2 separate regions of the Homo sapiens genome follow, and region 1 is linked to region 2. A link is a loop called in an ENCODE intact Hi-C map of the cell type or tissue named here. Cell type or tissue: OCI-LY7. All regions are shown on one strand. Links, peaks and the distances in the headings refer to the core of each region. The heading gives the core; the rest is flanking DNA.

The links. A loop is a pair of places that touch in the nucleus more often than their neighbours do. Peaks named below come from ENCODE experiments on the same cell type or tissue, not always from the same donor. Only the 100,000 strongest peaks of a DNase experiment are listed, where the experiment ranks them.
Region 1: it touches region 2 in a loop (3.0-fold over the local background); 1 of 110 quality-filtered maps calls a loop at or near these places.

Annotation. Positions count from the first base shown.
Region 1 is chr1:168,982,603-168,987,988 of GRCh38, forward strand. All of the region lies in intron 3 of LINC00970 (long intergenic non-protein coding RNA 970), which reads right to left. Among named protein-coding and RNA genes, the nearest start is that of LINC00970, 100 kb to the right of the region's middle. In OCI-LY7, for the core only: no CTCF peak of the experiment used is centred there; no DNase peak of the experiment used is centred there.
Region 2 is chr1:169,041,369-169,046,754 of GRCh38, forward strand. All of the region lies in intron 3 of LINC00970 (long intergenic non-protein coding RNA 970), which reads right to left. Among named protein-coding and RNA genes, the nearest start is that of LINC00970, 43 kb to the right of the region's middle. RefSeq lists enhancers at 2,991-3,250, 3,803-3,932. In OCI-LY7, for the core only: no CTCF peak of the experiment used is centred there; DNase peaks (open chromatin) are centred at 3,173 and 3,823; H3K4me3 peaks cover 353 bases; H3K27ac peaks cover 667 bases.

The DNA of each region.
Region 1 (5,386 bases), core at 95-5,094, 59 kb before region 2:
AGTTATCTTTCTATTGTTCTGTCTCCCTGTTCCTGCCTTACTAAGAAATGACCAATCTGCTTTTAAATCTTTGTTTCTGCTTTCTTCAACCCTTTCTGTCTATAAAACCAACCCCCTCTGTTCAACTCACTGGGACACTTACTCTATTTTATGGAATGAAGTGTTACCCAATTCAATTGAGATCTTGAAACAAAATTTGTTTGATTTCTCTTTTGATATGCCTTTTCAATGGGTACTAGGGGACAGGAAGGCACTATGGAAACATGAATGCTTTGCACTTTCTAAGTCGCTGTCTGAGACCCAGAAACAGATTGGTAGGGAAGTGGTTCAGCAAAAATTGGCCTAAGCGTGAGTTTCTCTAAAAATGGAACTTCAGGAAAGCCCAAAATTCAGAAAGGGCAGGACTCATGAGGAAGCCATTGCTTCCCGTAAATGCTGGATTGTGTTTTTCCATAAACATTTACTTGTGTTCTTTTCTGATTTTTTTTTTTTTTTTACCTTGGCTCTCATCCACCAAATGGATAGAAGTACAGGCTTCATCAAGGGCCCAGCGGCCAGAGGAACAATAGTGATTCTATCCGTGTCAATGTCCATGCCCTTGGATGTCACTTAATCTTTCTCTGGCTATTCTTCCCGGTTTTTGAAATGGACATGACATTGCTTGGCCTTCTGTAAATCATGGTATTAATATGAAAACAGAGCAAAATTGTATGTAATCCATATGTAAGCTGGATTCACACTATTCTTAAACTGTCAAATGAAATTGCCTCAAAATCCCTATTACATGTGTTGAGAAACTTGGTCTTCCTTGGGATTCTTATATTTCTTACAGAAATTTTTCCTAGTCAACCTGGCTCTGAATTTCTACCTCTGCCAAACTACTTCATTTTATAGATCACCTGGCCACCCATACATGTCACTTTTCTGTACTAGTTTATAACTTTGTGAGACAGCATCCCAATTACTTCCAGAAAACTGCCAATCCAAGTATATGCTTGTATAAGGCTTTCATTGAAGGTTTAAAAAATGGAAGGCTTTAATATGGCAGCTTTGCAGAAAATAAAAAAGAAGAAGTACACATGAGGGTACTTATGTCCTCAGGCTAATCCTCCTCCAGAAATTTCTTACTGGTCTCCACAGCCAGGTTTCTCAGCCTCTATCTTATCTTCTCCACAGATTCCTGTTAACTTCTTATGCATAGATGTTTAGCTATCAGTGTTGACCTCTGGACCTCATCTTCCTCCCCAATATGGTCTATAAGGTCATTTTGTAAGACAAAAGGCTATGCCCTCCAGAGAAAAGTTATACTGCTAAGGCAGGAGGCAAGGGCAGCTATCACCAGTTATCTTTTCTAATAACACTTTTTATATTCTTTGCACCATATTTGAAAACTCTGTATTTTTAGCAAGAAAGTGTTCTTCATTGAGTTCTTATTAGAGTGAAATCTGACATCCAACACATGCTTTTTTGAAAATGTTATCAGTTGCTATTCTACACATCTAAACTTCATTAATAACTGATTTTTGAAAGAATAATAGCAAAATATTATGAAATTCTGAAGCCCCTCATTTTGACAGGTTTATTGGAGCCCATCGTAGTACATGTCAATGGGAGCAAGGTGTGAAATGGACCTTCAAGGAGAGGTAAGGCAATAGTTTTCTAACATTCTTTTTTTTTTTCTTGCTATCTATTCTCCATAGGACAGATGAAGTAACCTTTGATAAATGCAAATCAGGCCATGCCATTCCTTTGCTTGAAACCCTTTGGTGGTTCCTCATGTATTTATGGGTCAGTCTTCATTCTTACTCCTCTCCAGGTAGGATGGATTCTCAGTTCCTCTGACACACCAAGATCTTTCCCACACCAGCACCTTTGCCACCACCCATCCCCGTCTCCATTGCCTGGAACAAAATTGCCCCTGCTCTGAACATAGCAGAATTTCCCTTGCTCTTGGCATATCTGGATCCTTCTCACCCTTTTGACCTCTGTGTAAGTATAAGCATCACTTCCAGCTGAAGACGTTCTCTTACAGACTCTATCCACACACATGCTGCTAGCATTCTTCATCTTCTCCTCCTTTTCCCCCTTTGTATCACTTACCACAATCTGTGATTATTTTATTATTTGCTTGCTTGCCTCTTTTCTGTCTACTCCACTAGATCATGAGTCTGCAAACTTTTTCTGTAAAGAGCCAGATAGTAAATATTTTAGATTTATGCCATACGGTTTCTGTTGCAACTACTTGACTCTGCCACTGCAGCATAAAATCAGCTGTAGACAATACATAAACAAATTAGTGTGGCTGTGTTCCAATAAAACTTTATTAATGGACACTAAAATTTGAGTTTCATACACTTTGCGTGTGTCATAAAATATTATTATTCTTTCCATTTTTTATTATGTTTTAAAATTTAAAAACCATTCTTATCTTGCAGGTCGTGCAAAAACAGATGGCAGACTAAATTTGGCCCATGGGCTGTAGTTTAATTACCCTTGCAATAGACTGTAAGCTCCAGAAGGACAGGCATGAAATCTTTTGATTAACCACTGAGTCTCTAATATCCAGCACAATATTTGGCACAAAATAGGTACTCAAAAAATATGTATTAAAGGAATAGGGCAATGATACCAAATTCAAAACAAAAGACTGATAGGAAGTATGAACTGGTAGAAAGGCCAAAGGAAAAAAAAAGATAATAGTAAAAATGTGATCACAGAAAACCTTCTAGGCAAAAATTGAATACAGGCCTCTAAATGTCGTGTCCAAAACCCACGCCCAAATAAATGTGTGCTCTCCCTAGGTAGCTTGCCATCCTCTGTAATACTGTGACAGTCCAGTAGACTCAAAGGAGAGGTCAGCATATATTAGTCCTTATGAGGTTTAAACATATATGATGGAATGTGGTGGATTTCATTATTTTTATGCTTTTGAGACTGGAAAATATTTGGTTTGCTGGTGATGGAGGGAGCTGTTGTTATATATAATCCAGTGGGTACTTTAAGATTTGGGTAGTCCGGGTTATATAAGAAAAAAATTTTAAAGTGTAGCTATTAAATGACAATCATCTAAGTTGGTTTAAGAAGTTAATGATTCAAAATGTGAATAATTTAAGATCTGTTTTCCAAAATAACTGTACAAATTTTAATTTAAGCAGCAGTGAGAATAGTGATATCAGTGTCACTTGCAGAATTTGTGTTTGTGTGGGTGCATGTTGCATCCTAATAGACCAAAAAAAAAAATTTCTGCAACTTTGTTCTGAAGTTGACTTTTTATTCAAATTTTTATCATTTTTTTTTGTTCATCATGTCCTTGGCCCCTCCATCTCTTGAGGGTTTTTTTTTTCATTAATTTGTATGAGGCTGTAATATTTTTAATATTTAGGGAGAACTTTCACTTTCCTGACCTCATGTTTTGATGAAGGGACTTCTCTTAGAGAAAAGATTCTTCATCTGAAGTCCATTGGGCATTGAGTCTGGGGATAAAAATGGCAGGAGCAAGTGTTTTTGAACTTTAATAGGAAAATTTATACCTTTATTTTTACTAACTGTATTAGTCTATTCTCATGTTGCTATAAAGAACTACCTGAGACTTGGTAATTTATAAGACAAGAGGTTTAATGGACTTAGGTTTAATTCCGTAGGATCTACAGGAAGCATGGCTGGGGAGGTCTCAGGAAACTTACAATCGTAGCAGAAGGCAAAGAAGGAGGTACGTCTTACATGGCAAGTGCAGGAGGAAGAGAGAGAGAGTAAAGGGGGAAGTGCTACACACTTTCAAACAACCAAATCTCATGAGAACTCACTATCATAAGTACAGCAAGGGGAAAATCTGACCCCATAATCCAACTACCTCCCACCAGGTCCCTTCCCCAACATTGAAGATTATAATTCAGTGTTAGATTTGCATAGGGACACAGAGCCAAACCACATCGCTAACCTTTACCTGAAGTTAGGATTTCTCCAACTCTAATGTAGGTAACTAACCACGTTGATTTAGCAGTACCTGTAACTCTGCCATCAAGAGAAACCATAGATATTTTTATATCACATTACGTATATTGAAATATGTGTTATGCTACCCAAAATTTCAAAATTATAGTAATTATTGAATCTGCCACTAGAGAATGATGAGCTAATTAATTTAATGGGATAATTAAGAAGGATGTATTTTACTAAACCACAAAAAATTTTGAATTTCAGTACATGTGGCTTCCTTTGCAATTCTATGTATTTTATTGACTGAATTTCTAAACGTAGTTTTGAGAATGGGATCCATAGGCTTCACCAAACTGCCAGTGTGGTCCGTGGCACCAAAAAGTTAAGAATTCCTGCCCTGGAATAACACTCATGGCTTCTTTCCACCCCTTGTCTTGATCTTTTCTTTTTTTGTGTGGGAAAGAACAAACTCATGTAATTCATAAGGAGTTAGAGAAGAAGAAGCAGAGCACTTTGTATTCATCAGAATCAGAAACACAGAAGAGGCATAAACGCAGGTTAAGGTGTCTAGGCAGGATCTGGCATTGCTCTGAGCATGCCTTTTACCAAGGAGTCTGTACTAGCTTTGGCCTTCCATCATACTGCCACAACAGAACTCATATTAGAGGACACACAGAAGAGGTATCACTTATATCACTTCATGCTGCACTGACTCTACCTGTGAGGAGCTTGGTATAATGGCCAGTTTTTCCCTCATCCATCTGTCCAACGTCTGAAAAGAAGCTTCAGCCAGGTCTCCTCTGCCTTCCCAGCAACACAACCCACAATTCCAATGCCCTACCTCTCCCTGAAGGTGCAGGCTTGCTCAGAGTCGCACATAGGGCCCCATAATTAAGGTCTCTGCCTTCAAGTGACATACACACTGAGAGACCAAAATCCCTCCTGTCACAGCCTCCATTTGAGTCCCAGCTCAGACTTTCCCACTGCCTTCTTCTGCTTGTGTCTGCCACCTCCTGGTCTGCTTTTCTCTGGGCAAAGGACCATCGCTGTCATTGTAACTGATTCTGGGTTCTGGGTTCTGGGTTCATCAAATGACCTCCATTCACCACAGTTAGCTCCCTTTCGTCTGCTTCTTGTTTTTTATGTTTGCATTTTCTTTCCATCATGCGATTTTATTTTTTACAAGTTCTTCATTATGGATCTTTCTAAGCTGAGAATAACCTGAGTCTTGTCAGCCCCAGAATATTCCCGAAAATAAATTCAGGACGTTATTCCCTGACCTTTGTAAGAAGGACCCCAGAGGAGTGCAAATGTTACCCTCTTTGGATTTCTCCAGATGCTTAGCAGATGGACCCCACCTGGAGGTTGGAAGTAGGGAAAACCTTTCCAAAAGCATCTCTTAATTGAACCAGGTCTTGTCTGGAACTTTTAGAGTATTCGTGCATCTGCT
Region 2 (5,386 bases), core at 207-5,206:
AAATCTGAATAGACATTTCTCAAAAGAAGACATACAAATGGCCAACAGGTATATGAAAAAAGGATCAACATCACTAATCTTCAGAGAAATGCAGATCAAAACAACAATGAGACGTCATCTCACCCCAGCAAAAATGGCTTTTATCAAAAGACAGGCAATAACACATGCTGGTGAGGATGCAGAGAAAGGGGAACCTTCCTACGCTGTTGGTGGAAACGTAAATTAGTACAGCCACTATGAAGAAGTATGGAGGTTCCTCAAAAAACCGAAAATAGAATTACCATGTGATCCAGCAATTTCACTTCTCAGTATATATCCAAAAGAAAGGAAATCAATATATCAGAACAACCCCTGCACTCTCATGTTTATTGCAACACTATTCACAATAGTCAAAATATGGAATCAATGTAAGTGCCCACCAATGGATGAATGGATAAATAAAATGTGGCATATGTAAGCAATGGAATGTTATTCAGCCATAAAAAAATATCCTGTCATGTTGTTGCAGCAACATGGATGGATATGGAGGTCATCATATTAAGTGAAATAAGCGAAGCACAGAAAGACGAAAAATCATGTGTTCTCAGTCACATGTGTAAGCTAAAAACTGGATCTCGTGAAGATAGTAGATTGGTAGCTGCAGAGGCAGGAAAGAGTGGAGCGGGGGAGAGAGGATGAAAAGAAGTTGAGTAGTAGGTATAAATATATACAGTTTGATAGAAGAAATAAGACCTAGTGTTAAATAAATCAGTGGGTGACTATAGTTTGCAATAAGCTGTTGTGTATTTGAAAATAGCAAGAAGAGAAGAATTTGAATCATTCTAGCATAAAGAAAAGGCAAACAGATAAGGTGATAGATATTCCAAGTACACTGATTTGATCTTTACAAATTCCATGAATGTATTAAATTATCACATGTACCCTGAAACCATGTTCATCTATTAGGCATCAATAAAAATTTAAAATGGAAAATTTTAAAAACTAGCTCAAAAATGCATAAGAAGAAATCTAAGTCAAGGTATCTCCCCTTGCTGAGCCCACATCTGGGAGGCAGCATGAAGAAATGAAATGAACAGGAACAACAATGGAAAAAGAACAGGCTCTGGAATCAAGCAGTCCTGGATGTGACAGGCAATGGGAACTTAGACCATCACATAAGTGTCAAACACTGAGCTTTCTCAACTGCAAGACACAGAAAACAATATCCACTTCATGGGTCTATTGTAAGCATTGGCCATGATATATTTATAGTGTCTGGCACAGAGTAGGTGCCAAAATTTGGTAGTTATTAATAGACAATTCACTTAACTCTGAGCTTAGTTTTATTATGTATAACAGGAAGGCAATAATTCCTATGAGAGAATAGATATGAAAAGGATTTCTGAGCTTTAAAATTCTCTGAAGAGTCAATATTGTTATCAATAATTGGGAAGTCAATATATATAGATACAGAGCATTAGCTAATACATAGGTTACATAAAAGTGTATGATTTCTATCTCTGAAAATATGGTAAACCAGGGCTGCAGGGGAGAGGGGAAGGGGCAGGTTGCAGTGTTAAAAATAGTGGTCAGACAAGCACATGTATGTTAACTGCAGCACTATTCACAATAGCAAAGAAATGGAATCAATCTAGGTGCCCATCAATGATGGACTGGATAAAAAAAAAATGTGGTACATATACACCATGGAATACTATATAGCCACAAAAAAAGAATGAAATCATATCCTTGGCAGCAACATGGATGCAGCTAGAGGCCATTACCCTAAGCAAATTAACACAAGAACAGAAAACCAAATACCACATGTTCTCATTTATAAATGGGAGCTAAACATTGAGTACATATGGACACAAAGAAGGAAACAATAGACCCTGGGGCCTACTTGTGGGTGGAGGGTAGGAGGAGGGAGAGGATTGAAAAACTACCTATCAGGTACTATGCTGATTGCCTGGTTGACAAAATTATCTGTACACAAAACCCCTGTGACGTACAATTTACCCACGTAACAAACATGCACATGTACCCCCTGAACCTAAAATACAAGTTGGAAAGAAAAAAGAATAGTAGTCAGAATAGGTCTCATTAAGAAGGCAAGACTTGAGCACAGACTTGTGGGAGGTGAGAAAATATCTGTGGGAGGGGCCTCCTGAAAGAGGGAAAGGTTAAAGCCAAGACCCTACAATGGGAGCGGGCCTGAGTGTTGAGGAGTGGCTCCAGGCCAGTGTGGCTAGAGCAGCACAAAGTGTAAGGAAGAGTGGTGGGCAAAAACTCAAAAAGGAAACAGCAGTCAGGAGATGCACGGCCCTAGTGCGCAATGTAAGGGCTTTGACTTTTACTCTCAGTGAAAACTATGACAGGGTTTTAAGCAGAGGAATAACATGACCTGACTTATGTTTTAGAAGAATTACTTTGAGAATAAAATTTCCAGTGGCAAGTAGAGAAGCAGGCTAACCTAAGCAAAACCCACTACAGGGATCCAGGTGGCAGATAGTGGCTGAAAGCCAAATTAGAAAGAGTTTAAGAGAAAAAATGGCACAACTAAGAGATTAGCACAGCTCTTGACTACAAAGCTGCAAACACAAAATTCAGTGCAGGGCCTGGAGAGTGCTCATGTGAGTGAGGGGCCCTGATGCTTAAGCTTTGTCAGCATCTGTGCACACCCACCTCTGTACAAGCCAAGGCCCCTGGCCTGGTCAGTTGGGTGGATGGTGAGGTGCTTACCAAGTTGGGTACCCAGGAGTAGATAAGAGTTTGCAAGCAGGAAGAAGACAGATCATGCATTTCACTGTGAGATTTTTGAGATTCAGAGGTCAGTGCAACATCTAAGTGAAAATGGCCAGGCTCTTTCTGCTCCTAACAATACTGCCAAGAGCTATCAGGATGACCTTTCTAAAAGGCACATCTGATCAAGTCACTTTCCTGCTTAAAAACCTCAGTGCTTCCCTTTGCCCATATTCCTTTGAAAAGAAACAGTTTCTCACAGTCTAGCCCTGGCCTGTCTTTCCAACTATGTCTTCCTCCATTCCATGCCTGGCACACTGTTCCCTCTGACTTGCAACTCCCTCTGTCTACAGTGTCCTTCTCTAACTACTAAACTCCTCCTCTCCCTACACTGCCCTGATCTAATAACTTCTGTGAAACCACGTCCCCTCCTGCACCTTCTTCAAGGCAGGACTAACCACTTCCTCTCTGCTGACTTAAAGCCCTCTGTACACAGTTCCATGAAATCTGCACCCAGAAATGCGAACCCATAAGCCTGAGAGGCAGGGTTGACAGCGGAACAATTATGGGTTTTAGAATTAGATTAACCTGGGTTAAAACACACACACTTGCTTGCTGTATATAACTTTAAGCATGTTATTTAATTTCTCTAAGCTCAGCTTCTTATAAAGGTAATGCCTATTTTGTAGAATAGGTGTCAAGATTAAATGAGAAAATTTAAGTAAATCACCCCAGATAGGACCTGGCACACAATAGGTGTCCAAAAATTATCATTTCCCTCCAGACCCTGTTCCTCTTGGGCAGAAAATGTGTTTAATTTATATTCTATATGTCCCATTGTCACTGGTCACCCAGCACATAATAGATGCTTGATAGACATTAACCTGAATGAATGGACCCTGTCTTCTCAGAAACATTTACATATACGTTTTAGAAGTACATGGGTTCAGAGGTTAGGATAGAAATTCTAAAGTGGACCTTGGCATGTAAATCCCCTTGGGTCTAATATCAAACCAATTGCTTCCCCTTGGCAGCAGCAGCAGAGCCCTTCTGTGTCTCTGGGGAGCATTCAGCCATCCAGTCTGTGAAGATTTCTCTCATTGCTCTCCAGAGCTTCCGTTACATCGTGCTCTTCTCACTTCCTTCTCAGCTGTGCTCCCACTCCTCAGCCTTGTTTGTTCTGTTTTCCTCCGCCATTTTTCACCACACACCATATGGCCTTCCCTTGCCTGCCTTAAGCTTGGAACTTCACAGCCTTCTCCAGGCTTCCCCAGGGCAACCTGGGCCCTCTGGGCCTGCTGACCACCCCCTTTAACTAGCAGCCCTGCCCTGATGCCTACTTTGAAACCCAGCACTGTTCCTAAGGAGACGCAGGACACAGAGCCTTTTAGTAAATTCACTTCAGGGGCTGGTTCTGCCAGTTAACTATGAGCCTAGAGTGTTTTGAACAGGTGGTGATCTTCCAAACACAATGTGATCGTGTGTTTAATCTTAGAATCATGAGAGGCTAGTAGGGCAGATACAGAAAAACACAATTTTACCTATTTGTTTCAACCTCCTCCAGCATCCAGTGAGGCAGCCTCCTGGTGCAGAGGATCCTTGACAAGCTCTGGAGTCTCGTGGACACAAGTTTGTGTCCCAGCTCTGTGTCTCCCTAGCGGTATTGTATGTATGCTTCTCAAGTTCTCTAAACCTTAGTTTCTTCATTTGTGAAACTAAGATAACAATACCTGCCACACAGAGTTATTAGTTGATATCATGCGTTTATTTGTTATCTAGCAATACATAACAAATCAGCCCAAAACTTAGTGCCTTGCAAGAGCAATGCTGTTTATTAGCTCTTGTGGGTTTTGTAGGCCAGGAATTTGAGAGCAGCTGAGCTGAGCTAGTCTGAATCGGGGTCTCCCAGGTGATTGAGGCAGACTGGTCAGTGGCTAGAGCTGGGGTCAATTTCAAGGCTTCTTCATTCACAGGTCTTGTTCCCATGCTGGGAAGACAAATAGCTGGAGCAGGGGCTGGAGCAGCTGTGGCTCCCCAGGCACCTCCCTCTATCCCTTTGGGACCCACCACATGGTCCTTCTGCATGGTCCCTTCAAGGTCTCCAGATTTCTTATGAGGTAGCTCAGGGCTCCAAAGGCATGTATCTCACTTGAGAGAGAAACAGGTGAAACCATATCCTCTTTTCTGGCCTGGCTGGAAAGTCACACAGTGACATCACTTCCATTGCCTTCTATTTATTAGAAGCAAATCACTACCACCAGACTGTATTCTAGGAGAGCAGAATTAGACCGCTCCTTTTATTTGAAATAGTGCCGAAAATTTGTGGACATGCTTTAAAAACACCATAGTATGTGTGATGCCCAGTCCTCAATAAGTAGCATCAATTTTTTTTATGTATCAGGTGAGTTGAAAAATAAGACAAAAAAATGCCTCTGTGCCCTATCATTCCTATCTTCACTCTCCACAAACACACTCACCATGAAACAAGGTGAAAGCACTTAGCAATGTAGGCAAAGGTAAAAAGGAAGCATAAAAAGGGGAGGCAAAAACAATGATCGTTGACATTTATTGAACACTTGCTCTGTGGCAAGCCCAGTGTTATATGCCTTACGTACATTATCTATTTTAATCCTCAGAATGATACCAGGGGTTTATCATTAACCTC